Linked DNA regions of Homo sapiens: region 2 is linked to region 1. A link is a loop called in an ENCODE intact Hi-C map of the cell type or tissue named here. Cell type or tissue: mammary epithelial cell. All regions are shown on one strand.

Region 1 (8,000 bases):
ATTTTTGATCAAGTAGAAAGTGCTAAAGCATCACGATTATGGCTTCAAATTGTCATTACTTCTAGTAATGCCATTTTCATGGGTAGGTGTGTGCATTTCACTTACCCTCCTTCACAAGTGTTCATCTATGACCAAAGAGTTGGACTTGATTTTTGGCTAGATTTGTCTAATATGTGGACAGTTTGTTAGTCAATCTGTATATTGGTATTATCCTTCCTGGAATAATAGAAGTAAGGCTCAATCTCAGGGATGTTTTGAGGACCAACGATGTCAGTAAGAACATCTAAATCTGGCCTGAAAGAGGTAAACAGTTATTGCCAGTGTACCCTATGTAGACTTCACCATGAAATAATTTTGTGCCTTCTTTTTCAGACAATATATGTTCCTCAGAAGTTATCCAGTCAAAAGCCGCTGCAGAGCAAATTATTTTTCCTTTTACTCTCTTATCAATTAAATATTTCTTCCAAGCGGCAAAAAGCACAAGATCACATCTAGGAAAGCAGTTAACCTCTAAAAAATGGGGATATAAACTATTGTGTGTGTGTGCCTATAAATGCTCACTTTCTTAAAAAACAGTTAAGAAATAGTTTTATTAATCTGGAGAAGAAAAAGCTGAGAAGCAATGCCACTCTTAGCTTTCTTGAGAAAGGATCTTGACATGCGGGGGAAGGAAGAGGTAGATAGCCTCTTATTCCATTACTAGGTAGATCTACAGCTAGCTACAAAGGCTGCCTCCCAAGAGTCAAATTTTAGCTATATGTGAGGAAGAACTTTCTAACATCTACAACTACACAATCATGTAATGCTCTGTTTGGGAAAATGATAAGACTCCGCTGGAGTGTTCAGTCAAAGCCAAATAGCCATCTTAAAGCTGTGGTAGAAGACATGGGGAAGAATCTAGAGCTTCTCACTCAAAACAAGGGAAGATGCAAAGTGCCTGGCAAAAGTTGGTAGGCTTCCTTCATGTAATGATAGCCCAAAAATAGGACACGCTAAACCAAATGTGAGGTGAGTGAAGTAGAACTGAAATCCATCCCTCCTCTCTACCACCAATATTCCTTTGTAAACAATACAAAGCCCATATTTTTGTGACTCAAACATTTTCTGGATGCTTTATTTGGAAGGATCCTGGATAAAGAAGCATGAATATGAGTAAGCCAAAAGCAATCAAAGCACCTGATGTTTACATTGTGGAGTAACACATTTTCAAGGAAGAAACTCATCAGTTAAGATTCCTTGTGATTTGTAATTTGTGACAATTCAAACACAGCTTTGTCTATGTCGCTACAGTTTATTTTCCCATTATCTATAGAAAATAGATCAATAAAATTAATGTAAACAAGAATGAATGTAGCCGGTGTTTCAATTTACTTGAGAACAAATTGTTTTCAAACACATTTACAACAACCCAAATGCATACAAACAGTGTGTTAATTGTAAATGAGTCTTATCTATCCATTCAACTAGCTCTAGCAGGGTGTTTATCTGCAGTGTCTCAGTAGCCCCCTTACTATTACTTTATATTATACATCACTGAAAACAATAAAACTGCATTTTCTCTTAAAATGCCTAAGGAGGGTGTATTTCTTCTGTAATATAAACATATTTTTTGATTAAAATTATTCAAAAGAAAATTAACAGACTCACCTGAAGACATATTCAAATATTTCTAATTGTGCTACTTTTGTAATAGGAGCACAGAATGGGTTATTAATCAACCTCATCAAGTTATAAAATAAATCTAAATTCTGTATACAAGTGTATGTGAGAGTGGGAGTGTGTGAATATATGTATACATGTGTGTTTTTGTGTGTGTACCTAACAGGACGGCTGTGTTGTCATTCATTTGCCAAATATTAATCAAATCCCTTTGTATGTTAAGCACTTCAAGGTATTTGGATACTCCATTGAAAACAAACCAACGAAACAAAAATTCCAGTACTTAAAGAATTTATATTCTAATTGGAGGAGACAGACAGTAAACAATAATCATAATTAACAGGTAAGTGCTTTTGAATGTGGAAAATGAAGAGGTTAGGAGTCTGGTTGGGGACAGGTTCGAACTGTAAAATGTGTGGGCCAGGTAGACTTAATTAAGAAGGCAGCATTTGAACAAAGATGGAAAGATGGTAAGAAATTCTATCGTCTGCATATTTGGAGAACGAGCAGTCCAGGAAGAGCACATAGGCAATGCAAAGACCCTAGTGTATTCAAGACATAACAAGAAAGCTAGTTTCTTAGTTTGAATGAATAAAAGGAGAACAGGAGGAAACAAGGTCAGAAGTAAAGGGGTCAGATGATATAGGGCCCTGGAGATGGTGGTAGGATATTGGCTTTTCTCTGAAATAGATGGGTGAAGAGCCTGACTATCAGGCTGGAAATCAGCACATGAATAAGCGATAATCATTTAGTTATTATTATTATTATCATCAAATATTCTATAGGGTCTCCAAGGCGGGATCATTACCCTACTTAACATAAGTAAGTGGAAATGAAATTTTTGTGACTTGCCCGAATTTGAAATGTCAGCTATCGGCAAAACCAAAGTCATAGCCTGATTTCTTATAATGCGCTTTCTTTAGGTGGTAATATAAATAGTTTCCCATCTTCTCAATAATATGACAAGTCGTTTGTCTTAGAGTATGTGTGAAGTGAGAACAGGCCTCATGGATGGCTGGAGTGGCATCTCAGGAAACTGCAAGCAATTCAGATTCCAAGTGGGATGGGAGGCACTAGGTTTCCATAAAATGCTCATACACTTGCTTTCAGAGAAACATGAAGGGATAATTTTCACAGTTCCCCCACTAAGGCTGTGCCTGTAAGCATATCCTCCCACTTGTGGATTTATTTGCCTTGGTGCACTGTGATGTCTGAGGCCTAACTGAATTGTCTGTAAGGTAGTTCTGTACTCAGAGTAGACTACAGGGGGAGCTCATCCTACTAATTTATGGCTTGTCTCATGCACAACCTGCAAAGGATGTTCTTCTAAGGGTCTACATCCCTATGGAGCAGATGTTTCCTCAAGAACACTCACTCCCAGCTGAGCTTTCCTCAAATAACCTTGCTCCTTGGACCTGAAAGACAGCTCTAGTCCCTCATTGTACATGTGACAAGCCCAAGCATGCCTGCTCTGCCATATAGTATCTATCATGATGCTAGTCCTGAAATTACACAAAGGCAATTACAGGGGGACAATGTCTCATCTCTGAGATGGAATCTGCAAAGATATAGGACTCCTCCCCAACCAGGTGGCAGTCAATGCCAGTGAATCCGACTACAGCAGCTGCCAGCTTAACAAAAAAACAAACAAACAAACAAACAAAGAAAAAAAAAGAAAAAAAAAACAGTGATATCTCTCTTTCTTTCATATTGGCAAACAACCCCTGTCATCTCCTCCTAGCTTTCTGATAGCCCACTTAATGGGTCAAATTAGTTGGCTCTTGCTAAGTCTTCTAGTAAAAAATTATTCTTTGCCACTTGTTTTCAGAGTTGCTTTAAGAGGCCCATAGGGGCAGGCAAGTCAGAAAATGAGAACTCTTTAACAAACAAGGGCAAACCTCCCTGTCCCTGATGTAGAGGAAAAGACCTACAGGCTATTAAAAGGACCTCCCTCTGATTAATAAGAGTATTGACCTCTGGTCTAAATCAATTTTTGTGGAAGAAAGAAAATGGACTCTTGGAGAGGTAGGACAGAGTGGTAAAGCACTTAAAAAAAAATAAATAGCAGTCATTTCCCTTCTGCATACACTGTGTACACTGGCATGCTACCCTTCCTAGTGATCTGCAGAGATTCTGACCTGGGGTTTTCCATTCTATTGCACTCGCTGTTGCCACCTGCTGGTGACATATCATGATTGACATACATACATAGTTGGGGGAGGAATTTTTATGGGAAGCACAAATTGCAAACTTAAGGCCACATCAATAGTCTTTATTCCCTGGGGACTCAGTCTTTCTGGAGATGGGAAAATATGTGTCCAGAAAGCAAAAGAAGAGGATGCTACTTATACTTTCCCTTCAAGAAGTTCAATATGTTTCAGTCCTATTATTCCACCAACACAAGAGATTCCTTTACTATCTTTCTATGGGGCAAGTTGGGCATGTATCCTCGTGACCACTACAGATGTGCTATCTTAATCGTGTATGTTGAAGACTAAATGTTTTCAGTGTAATAGAACTTGACCTCAAATAGAAGATTGCTTTTAGTTTCCCTTAAGCAAACACGGAAGGCAAAAGAGAAACCCCCCTGCCTGTTTCAAGGTGCCTGGAGCTGAGAGGTTGCAGCACATCCCATCATTTATGAAAGAGCTCTCAGAAGTATACAGCCCTACGTTCCCAGAAAACCTCAAGGTAAGCAAGTTGTTTGAAGTAAAGCAAGTCTATTTTTTAAAGGCCCATGTCGAGCTGTAATTTGCTGAGGAATAAGAAATGAAAATACGTTTCCTTAGATTTCTCCACACTCATAAATAGCCAATACCATAGTGCATGTTTCCTTGGAAATTCAGACACATTCAAAGCCACGGTGCATAGCTATACATGTTTAACTTGTAAATTTATTGTGATAGAATAGGAAGGTTTAAAATGAAAATACACCAAGTATCAGGAAGTTCAAGAGTTAAAGTCCCCACAGCAACCTTAACACACACTCTCAGTGTATAAATGTCACATCATAAAGAAGTTTAAGAAATTTTCTTCAGTAGTAATGTCCAGTATTGAATATTCCCAGTATGGACAACTTAACACCTATATGTATTCCCATTATGTGTTCTAATTTTTAAAGGGAATTGTGTTTTAATGTAGATATTCATATTTCATTCATTCATTTCATTCATTCATGCCCTGGGTCTTGTCTCTTCTCAATAAATTTTATTTAGGTTATCCCATCCAGTTCCACAGCTTTAAATGCTACCTATATTTGAGATATTCTCTCTCTCTCTCTTTTTTTATTTTAGAAGCAGAGTCTGACTTTGTAGCCCAGGGTAGAGTGTAGTGGTGCGATCACAGCTCACTGCAGCCCCGAACTTCCGGGCTGAAGCAATTCTTCCACCTCAGCCTCCCTAGTAATTAGGACAACAAGCAGTTGCCACCACACCTATTTATTTTTATTTTTATTTTTTGTAGAGACAGGGTGTTGCAATACTTTCCAGGCTGGCCTTGAACTCCTAGCCTCAAGCAATCTGCCTCACTTGGATGCCAAAAGTGCTACGATTACAGGCATGAGCCTCTACACCTGGCCCTAGTGATTATTAAATCCATTTCTCCATTCCTAATTTATCCCCATAATTTTGGAATCATAGCCAATTGCCAACTGTCATCTCTATTGAAAAAAGGGTCTACTTCTGGGGCCACTTGTGTAGCTGTTGGCAGGCCTCCATTTCTTGCTGGCTGTTGATCCTTGCCACACAGGCCTCTCCTTAAGGTAGCTCAAAACTTAGGAGCTTGTTTCTTTCAGAGCAAGAGATCCAAGAAAGAGAGAGACCAAGATGGAAGTCATAGCCTTTATAACCTAGTCTCAGAAGCAGCAGACCATCACTTCTGCTGTACTCTATTGGTTACATTGAGACTAACCCTGGTAAAATGCAGAAGACTTCCAAAGGGTGTAAATACCAAAAGGAGAGAATCACTGAGGGCAAATATGGAAGTTAGCTATCATAGAATCATAGCTCCAGTCTTCACCCTCTATTGCCTGGATACCTGAAATTGCCTTCTATTCCATCTTTCTGCTTCTCTCCTTGCCATCTATTAACCACTCAGCAGCCAGAACTATCTTTTTTAAAACATAAATTATTCTTGTACTTAAAACCTACAATGGCTCCCCATTGCACTTAAAATAAGATCCAATCTCTTAATCTGGTTCCTGCCCAGCTGTCAACCTCATGTTCCCTCACTGCCAACACTGTGGGTATACTTCTGTTCCTCCAGCAAACCAGATTGTGTTCATTTTCCTTTGAAAGATTTAGGTCACAGCTTAAATATGAAGTCTAGAAGAACGAGCCCAAACTATCCCCTCAAAAGTATTCACTCAGCCACTACCATACCCAATTGTCATTTCTGCCCCATTCCCTCTACCCTTCACCACAAACACAAGTGTACTTCATACCTGCTAATAGAATCCTGATGTGTCCAAGAGCAGGTAAAGAGACCTTGATCTTGGGGAATGTGGCCTCCTCTTAGCCACAGGAGATGATTCATGATTGCTCTATATAACAGGCAAGGTAATCCTTTGCTCTTTGTCAACAAAGCAAAAGGATCTAGAAATCTCCTGAAGTCCTCTACTGACCAGTGAGAGGTGAGAGGTTGTCTGTTAGGGGCTGTTCTTCCAAGGGAAAAAAAATAGCAAGTCTAATGAGGAGAGTGTGTCTTGCCCCTCCCACTGCCTTTCTGAATGTGACTCTACTATGAAGAAGTAATGCCTGGAGCTGCAGCAGCCATCTTGTGACTATGAAATAAGCAGCATGATGATGAAAAACCAACATACTAAGAATAGTTAAACTGGAAAATATAAAGAGCTCAGGACTTTTATCTTTGAGCCACTACACCAAATCCTCTTCCACCAACCTCTAGACTCCTTGGCATGTAAAATAATTACATATGTTAATCACTTAAGACCATTGGTCAGAGTCTTCTGTTACACACAGCTGAAAGTATTCCTAATTAGTACAAATACCTGATGACAAAGAACAAGCAGAATTACTGCAGCCTATAATGTTCTTGCTAAAGCAGGAATATTCAACCCATCAGCAACTCCTTTACTTCCTTTTATTCTTGACTTGTAGAGGCAGGATCTTAGAAAGCTGCTCATCTTAGTGACCATGGCATCCATGCCTAAGGTACAACTTGCCCCTTGGTTATCTTTTGACAGCTGTACCTTGCAGAGCACTCATTGAAGAAAATTTAGATGCCTTTACTATTATTCACCCAGGAGGAGTATTTTTAAACCTTCTGAAACTTACTGACTACCTGGCATGACAAGAAGGGCCTGTGCCTTGAAGTTGGAATTTAATGCAATGGTTGGTTATTCAGCTTTATGACAGCTTTTCCTATTCCTTACCACCAGTCTTGATCAATATTCAATTTCCGTATAGTGTCTTGCACATTCAACTGGTCTCCCTATTTGCACACTTCCTCTACACACCCCGGACTTGTCTCCCCCTAATAGTCAGGGTAAGCCCTCTACAATGTAAGTCAGATTACATCACTCCTCTGCCCTGATCTTCTCAGGATTTCACATGTCAGGGTTAAAGCTGAAGTCCTTACAATGGCTTACAAAGTTCTCTAAACTATTGCCCCCCTTTTTACTCTGATCTCATTGCTTATGACTCTTCCACCTGCTTGCTTCTCTTGGATAAATTAGCCTCCTTTCTGTTTTTCAAAGAAGTCAAGTATTCTCCTACCTCAGGCCTTTTGCACATGCTGATTCCTCTGCTTGAAAAACTTTCTCCAGCTACCTGCATGACTTGTACATCATGTTATGTCTCTACAGAAACATGATATTACAGATGAGACTTCTGTTGCACATCATATATAAAACAGCAACAGCTCCACCCCTACACACATAGCACCTCCTCTGCAGCCTTTTAATTTTGGCTTTTTTTTTTTTTTCCAAAAAAACACTTATTACAACTGATACAGTTTCAATATTTGTTCCCACTAAACCTAACGTGAAAACGTGACTCCCCACAGTTAGAGGTGGGGCCTGCTGGGAGGTGTTTGGCTTATCGGGGAAGATCCCTCATAAGTAGCTTGGTGCCCCTCCCACAGTAATCGAGGGTTACTCACTCTGTTCGTTACAATGAGATCTGATCACTAAAAAGCATCCTGGTACCTCATCCCCTCTCTTGTGCTCCCTCTCTTGCCATGAGTTGTCTGGTCCTGCTTTGCCTTCCACTACGACTGAAAGTTTGCTGAGCTCACCAGAAGCAGATGCTGGCACCATGCTTCCTGTATAACCTGCAGAACCATGAGCCAAATAAACTTCTTCTCATTATAAATCTCCCAGC
Region 2 (8,000 bases), 550 kb before region 1:
CAGCAACAGAGACCAACAATGAGCCCCCAATATGGCACCATTCCCTTTGTTGATCAGCCAGCTACCTGGTGACATGATGATTACATTGGACTCTTTCCATCACAGAAAGGGCACTATTTCCAGTACTTTCTTTCTGGAATAGACACTTATTTTGGATACAGATTTGCTTTCTATGCGTGCAATGCTTCTGTAAAAACTCATCGGTGGGCTTACAGAATTCATTGGCCACCACCATGATATTCCATAAAGCATTGTTTCTGATTAAGGAACTCACTACCCAATAAACGAAGTGTGACAATTACCCATGCTCATGGAATTCACTGTTCCTCATCATCCTGAAGCATCTGGACGCATAGAACCATGTAATGACCTCTTGAATACGCAGTTACAGTGCCAGCTAGGTGGCAATACCTTGTGAGACTGGAGAAAGATTCCCCAGCAGGCTGTGTGTTGTCTGAATCAGCCTCCAGTATGCGGTACTACTTCTCCCATAGCCAGGATTCATGAGTCCAGGAATCAAGTGGTGGAAATGGGCCAGGTATCGCTCACTAATATCCTCTAGTGAGCTACTAGAAAGTTTTTCTTCTTGTTTTCATGGCCTTATGTTCCCCTGACCTATAGATTTTAGTTCTGCAGTGGGGAACATTGCTACCAGGAGAAACAGCAATGATTTCATTTAACTGGAAGTTAATGCTACATGGTCACTTTGGGCTCCTCCTGCATCTGAATCATCAGAAAGAGGGAAATTACTGAATTACTGTGGTGGGTGGGGTGATTGGTCCTGACTACCCAGGGGGAAATTGAACTACTTCTCCACAATGGCAGTAAGGAGGAATATGTTAGGCATGCAGCAAATCCCTGAAGGCATCTCTTAGTTTTACCATGTCCTGTGATTAGGGTCAAAAGAAAATTATAACACCCAATCAAAGGAGGACACTGATATCAGGACTTTTCAGGAATGAAGGTTTTATACCATCAGGTAAAGAATCACCACAGCTGAAGTGCTTGCTGAAGGCAAAGAGAATACAGAATGGATAGTAGGGGAAGATAGTTATAAATACCAGCTATAGCGAACTATGTGACCATTATCAAAATGAGGACTGTAAATGTCAGGACTATTTCCTCCATATTTTGTTACGGATATGTTTGTGTGTATAAGAAAACAATATAATTTAACCTCCCTCACTTATTCCCTTATTATGTAACATAAGATGTATTGACTTCATATATTTGTGTTGTTAATTTTATGTTATATTATTTAAGTTATAAGATGTCAAAGAGAAGAGTAAAAATCACTCAACACTTTACCTGCTCTTTAGGGGAAGAGATTAGTGTGGTTTTAGTTATGTGCAGAATAGCTCTATCATGTTTTATGAAATTATGGCCGTGCTATGTTCTTTATTTGGAGATTAAGTATGTGTACTAGTCCATTCTCAGGCTGCTAAGAAGAAATACCCAGGACTGCGTAATTTATAAAGAAAGAGGTTTAATTGACTCACAGTTCTGCATTGCTGGGGAGGCCTCAGGAAATTTACAGTCTTGCCAGAAAGCAAAGGAGAAGCAGACACCTTCTTCACAGGGTGGCAGGATGGAGTGAGTGCAAGCAGGGGAAATGCCAGACACTTATAAAACCAGCAGATCCCAGTCTGTCCAACATGGTGAAACCCCATCTCTACTAAAAATACAAAAATTAGTCAGGTGTTGTGGCAGGCACCTGTAATCTCAGCTGCTCAGGAGGCTGAGGCATGAGAATCACTTGAACCCAGGAGGCAGAGGTTGCAGTGAGCCAAGATGGCACCACTGCACTCCAGTCTGGGTGACAGAGTGAGACCCGGTCTCAAAAACAAAAACAAACAAAAAAACCCCTGAAAACAAAAAAATCAGCAGATCTCACATGATGAGACTCACTCATTAGCAAGAGAACAGCCTGGAAGAAACCACCCCCATGATCCAATTACCTCCACCTGGTCCTGCCCTTGACACATGGAGAGTACAATTCAAGATGAGATTTGGGGTGGAAACACAGCCAAACCATATCAGTATGGTTTAAGGAGAGGCGTATATGTGCCAAGATGAGAAGGGGTAGAATTGTGATAGTAAAGTTTATGTATTAGCTTTGCTGGGCTATCGAGTGGCTAGACATTAGGTCAAACATTCTGGGCCCTTATGTAAGGATGCCCCTGAATGAGATTAACATTTGAATAGGTAGACTGAGTAAAGCAGATTGACATCTCTAATGTGGGTGGAACTCTTCCAGTTAGTCGAAGGGGCCCTAATGGAACAAAAAAGTTAATCCTCTTGCAAATAAGAGGGAATTTCTGTTTTAGTGCTGGGACATTAGATTTTTTTCCTGCTTTCAGACTCATATTGAGACATATTTTCTTTCTGGGTCTTGAGCCCACCAGCATTTTGGACTGGAAATATACCATAAGCTCTCTTTGGTTCCCAGTTTGCCAACTGCAGATTGTCAGCCTCCGTAATCAAATAAGTCAATTTCTTATAATGAATATCTATCTATCTATTTATCTATAAATATATAATGAGTGTGTGTCTGTACATAGACACACACACATATATATGCATCAAGAGATTCAGTCTACCCATTCAAATGTTAATTTCATTCAGTAGCACCTTCATAGACATGTCCAGAATGTTTGACCTACATGCATAGAGAGATTAATTATAAGAAATTGTGTACACAGACACAAACACACATCTTATCAGTTCTATTTCTCTGGAAAAACCTAATACAGATTTCAGAATTATTTTTTATTTTGAATTAAGTGAAGTTCAGTTCCTTAGTTGGGATTTGCAGAAAAAAACTGTATAAGTTGAGAAGCATTTAGGGCTTTTTATTCTGGAATTTAAACAAGCTGATTTGAGCAGTGATTTCGTACCTCCACATGTCCTGGAATTTGAGATTGAAATTCAATGCTGCATTTGGTTTACCTGTGAAGCCTAAATCCTAATCACATTTCAATAATAGAGATGAAAATCTGGGTGGGGAAACATCATCCAACAACTGCACACAGTGTGCCAACTTTGTGTTAGATTCTGAAAGGTGCATAATGAGGAAAAGTGACCTCATGGAACACTGTACCTAGTGGGAAAGGAAGACCTTCTCCACATAAGTGCACAAGTAAATTCATAACCACAAATGTGGATACTATTTCAAGGGATTTAGTGAATTACCTGAGAGTATTTGTGATAGAGGCTTAATTGCCTCTAAATTATCAGAGAAAGCTTGTTGAGGAGGTGACAGGTAAAGTAAAATCTGAAGGACGTGGAAGAAGTGACCAAGTGAAAGGTGGAAGGAAGATTATCCTAGAACAAGAGAAAGCTTGTGGAAAGACCCTAGGGCAAAGATAGAGGGACAGAAAAAGTCATTAAGGCAACGCAACAATGGTAACTGGATATTTAATTATCAGAACAACTATTTCAGAAAGTCTATTTATTGTTGCATCTTCAATTTGCATAATTATGAATACTTATATATAAATATATTTGTATGTGTATATATAAAATAACATATACGTAAACGTTATACAAGTGTTTGAATAAAAGTTGTATGGTTTATACAATTGCTCAGCTGTTTATTCATAGATATAGTTGTAATTATTTATACACATATTTGTAAACACCAAGAAAAACCACCCTTCCTGTTTTAAATATCTTTACTGGCAATACCTGAAAATACCACCAGATGGTGATGTTTCTCCTAAAAGAATGATACTTCCTATTTTTTTTTTTTTTTTTTAAAAAAACGATATTAATTAATTCAAAATTTAATGGTGTCCTTGTCTGCTAATTCTAACATCCGAGGGAGTTTAGGATTCATTGGGAAGGATTGATTGACTCCATCATAATGAATTGTATCTTTCTGTTCTTTGCATGCCTGTAAATTGTTGGTTTAATACCAGATATTGTAAAGTTTTGCTTCCTGGGTGCTGAATATTCTTTTATTTATATTAATATGCTTGAATTTTGTTTAGGAATACAGCTGAATTACTTATTCAATAGTAATAGTTTTATCTTCCTGAGTCTTGTTTTTGAAATGTGTTAGGTGGCATGAGCACACTCAGTCTGGATCTGATTGTTTCCCATTACTAAGGCAAGATCTTTCTGTGCACTCTACACAGCGCCCCTTGAATCTTGAGGTTTTGTAACTAACCTAGCTGATGGGAATGGGCACTATTTCCAATCTCTTGTGAATCCAGTTAGACAGGACAGTGGCAATTTTTTCAGGTGGTTCTTTCCTCAGTCTCAGGTAGTTTCCTCATATACACAAACAAATCAAATACACAAGGGAACCCTCCGCAGACCTCCAGAGTCCTCGCTCTCTACATTTCTCTCCTCTCTGGTACTCTGCCCTGCCAACTTCAGCTACGTTGTTCTCTGCAGACTCTCAAATCTATTATCAATAAGGAATTTCTTGAGATTTTCCTAGGTACCCAAGGCAGCCATCTGGGGTAAATGAAACACTCATCTCATTTGACTTCCATCGCTCAGCAATCACTCGCCCTTCTTGCCTCATGTCCAGTGTCTGGCAAAATTTGTTTCATATGTTTTGTGTTTTTCAGTTGTTCTTCCTTGGCCAGAAGTAGAAGTCACTTTCTTGCTTTTTAACCAAAGATTTCAGATAACTTTTTTTTGGTGGGGGGAGTGTGTGTAATTTTAATTTTTTTTTTTTTTTTTTTTTTTTTTTTTGAGACAGAGTCTTACTCTGTCACCCAAGCTGGAGTGCAGTACCACCATCATAGCTCATTGAGGCCTGGAACTCCTGGGCTCAAGCAATCCTCCTGCCTCAGTCTCCTAAGTAGCAGGAACATATAGGTGCATGCCACTGTGCTCGGCTAATGTTTTGTTTTGTTTTGTAGAGACAGGGTCTCACTATGTTGCTCAAGCTGGTCTTGAACTCCTGGGCTCAAGTAATTCTCCTGTCCCAGCCTCCCAAACTGTTGGGGTTGCAGGTGTGAGGCACCACACCTGGAGTCTGTTATATTATTCTTAATATTGACTCATTCAAAATACACTGTGCAATTGCTCTGAACAACAATAATGCTAGGCTAGGGATATCAATGTGATCCTGTAACTGAACAAATTAAACACACAAATGTTTAGATACAGAAATAAGAAGGTAGATTTTTTTTGCTTGCAATTCACAATCATGTGCCTCATAACAACATTTAGGTCAATGATGGACTTCATATACAATGATGATCCCATGAGATTATAAGACAGTATTTTTACTGAACATTACCTATGTTTAGATATGCTTAGATACACAAATACTTACCATTGTGTTACAGTTGCCTACAGTATTCAGTACAGAAACATGCTATACACGTTTATGGCTTAGGAGCAAGAGACTATACCATATAGCCTAGAAGTACATCTAGATTTGTGTAAGTACACTTTAGGATGTTCATACAAGGGCAAAAATTACCCAACTGCACATTCCTCAGGAGGTATTATCCCCCTCATTTAGCAACAAATGACTGTAGTTTTGTTTTATTGGATTTTTCTAAATGATTATTAAAAAAACAGAATATTTTATGAAGACAAAGGTAATGACACTAAAGTGAAGGCTTCTTTAGAAGACAGGTCAAGTCACACAATTCTTTAGTTTAGAAGGTTGAAGTGGAAATATTGAGTGTTACAGACCAGAACTTCTCAACCTTTAACATATATATAAATCATGATCTTGTCAAAATGCACATTTTGGTTGCAGAGGACTTGGATGAGGCCTGAGATGCTGCATTTGTAATAAACTCTCAAAGGATACAGGTGCTCCTAAGTGATGTACTGAATTCGGCAAATAAGAGTCATCTGTGGCCTGGCACAGTGGTTCATTCCTATAGTCCCAGTACTTTGGTAGGCCAAGGGGGTGGATCATTTGAGTTCAGGAGTTCAAGATCATCCTGGCCAACATGGTGAAACCCCGTCTCTACTAAAAATACAAAAATTAGCCGGGCGCAGTGGTGCGCGCCTGTAATCCCAGCTACTTAGGAGGCTGAGGCAGGAGAATTGCTTAAGCCTGGGAGGCAGAGGTTGCAGTAAGCACCATTGCACTCCAGTCTGGGCAACAGATTGAGACCATGTCTCAAAAAAAAAAAAAAAAAGCCATGAAACAGTATGCTGTTCAGGGTTTACGTATTATCTATTTACGTATTTCAAAAGCCTTACACAGTATGTTGACTTATAGAAGTTCTCAATGATTATTATGGTGATAAAGTTTCCTTAGAGAAATTTTATCCCATGACTCTTAATATTTTGATCATATCTACCCTGTAAAAATCAATAAAAAAAACATGGTCTGACAAGCGCCAAATTTTTATTCAAATGCATGTATCTTTGCACTTTCTAAATTCCTTTCACAGGGCTTCTAAGATTCTTAAACCTCTTAATTTTTATACATGCTGACACTGTTAATGAGCAGAAATCTTAAGTTATTACTGTAAATTCCAAAGTTGATCATTGGTAGAATTTTTATTATCTCCCAAATCTGTAAATTTTGAATGATTTTTTCCCATGCCTTCTATTATACTGTACTCTTTTTCAGAAAGGAATACATTTTCCATTCCCAAAAAAGAGGATGGATTCTATTGCATAAACCTAAATGAGCTGACTACTGGGAGTTATAACTTTGTCATGGGTTTACTGGCCTGGGAATGTACAGTATAAGCGTGTGTTGTTCCCTAGGGGAAAGGTTTAAGTGCAGCTAGGACCACCTGTTGCTAAATGTTTCCTTGAGTAGCTCTTAGTACAAAAGGGGATGTAACCATTAATGTGTAGTTGCCTTCAGCCAAAGTGAAGTGGGGAGTATATACTTTTATGCAGATGACATTAGCACATAGACATTTGCATCCTAAGATATCAAAAGAATTAGTGACATTCTCCCTTTCTCATTCTCAATAGGGTTATACAGCTGTAGCAATTGCCTGTGGGCTATAAAAATAGACACTAGATGTTCTGGACCATGGGCTTATGAACCATGGGTACGGAAGAGTATTTTGAAAACCCTTCATGTGTAGAATCTGAAATAAATGTGCTTGTTGAGATTCAATAATGTTTGCCGATACCCATGTAGGTGCCGGGGGAACCTAAGGAAGAACCTTAGGGAGGCTGCCTTTTTGTGTGTGGAAGTGGAGGGAATGTTTCAGGACTTTTCCCAACAAAATTCAGAAAGAAAATCTCTGAAAATTGTTTTGGTGAACCCATGACAACTATTTCACTGTACTGACAATTTAGAAAAACAAGACACACGCACACACACACACACACACATTTCCCAGAGCAAAAGTGGACATGAGAGTATCTAGAAAGAGAAAGTGATTTCTCACAACACTGCTTCCATATTGAACTCTTTAATGTCTTTTGAAAAGCAAGGTCGGCCTCAGAACCATGCAGGCCTACAAGAATTCAACCATTTGTTGGTCTTTTGTTAAGATATTGATTAGATTCTTGTTCATTTCTTTGCAAGCCTCCCAGTTTAGTCTATTGATTTGTCTAAGCTTTTTTTCTTAGAGTCTTGAACTAGGTCATCGGAATAACTCTTAACATTTAACTAGAGTCATTAAAAATAAACAGACATTTGAGAATAGTGTAATTGGTTGTGAAGGCATTTCCAAGGTGGAAAGGCCAAAGGTGGCAAGGCAAGTCCTTGTGGGCATGTTGTCTTTGAGACCTGACTTACTCTGCAGTTCTCCAAGACAACTAAAGACTTCCTATAGCTTCAGGCAATAATTTGTCCGAAGACTGTTGTAAGAGTTTGGCTAAAGAAAACCAGAAAGCCTATGAAAACATGGCTTACTAGTAACACATCCCAGCTGTTTGCTCCCTGTTAAAAAGTAGAGAATGATGTGTTCTGGAACGGCTTAAGTGCTCTGCTGTGTATGTTTTTAGAACTGTACAGAGTCTTAACAGCATGAGTCCTGTTCATTTTAATCAGAGTTGTGTGGTTTAAACTTGTCTCTGAATCCAGCTTTTTGCTATTGATA

What was found. Peaks named below come from ENCODE experiments on the same cell type or tissue, not always from the same donor. Only the 100,000 strongest peaks of a DNase experiment are listed, where the experiment ranks them.
Region 2: it touches region 1 in a loop (10-fold over the local background); 6 of 110 quality-filtered maps call a loop at or near these places.

Annotation. Positions count from the first base shown.
Region 1 is chr20:6,824,828-6,832,827 of GRCh38, reverse strand. No RefSeq gene overlaps it. Among named protein-coding and RNA genes, the nearest start is that of BMP2, 61 kb to the right of the region's middle. In mammary epithelial cell, CTCF peaks have their summits at 2,919 and 3,818 (motif pointing left); DNase peaks (open chromatin) are centred at 3,107 and 3,817; H3K27ac peaks cover 445 bases.
Region 2 is chr20:7,371,821-7,379,820 of GRCh38, reverse strand. No RefSeq gene overlaps it. Among named protein-coding and RNA genes, the nearest start is that of MIR8062, 4.2 kb to the right of the region's middle. In mammary epithelial cell, a CTCF peak has its summit at 3,693 (motif pointing right); no DNase peak of the experiment used is centred here; H3K27ac peaks cover 249 bases.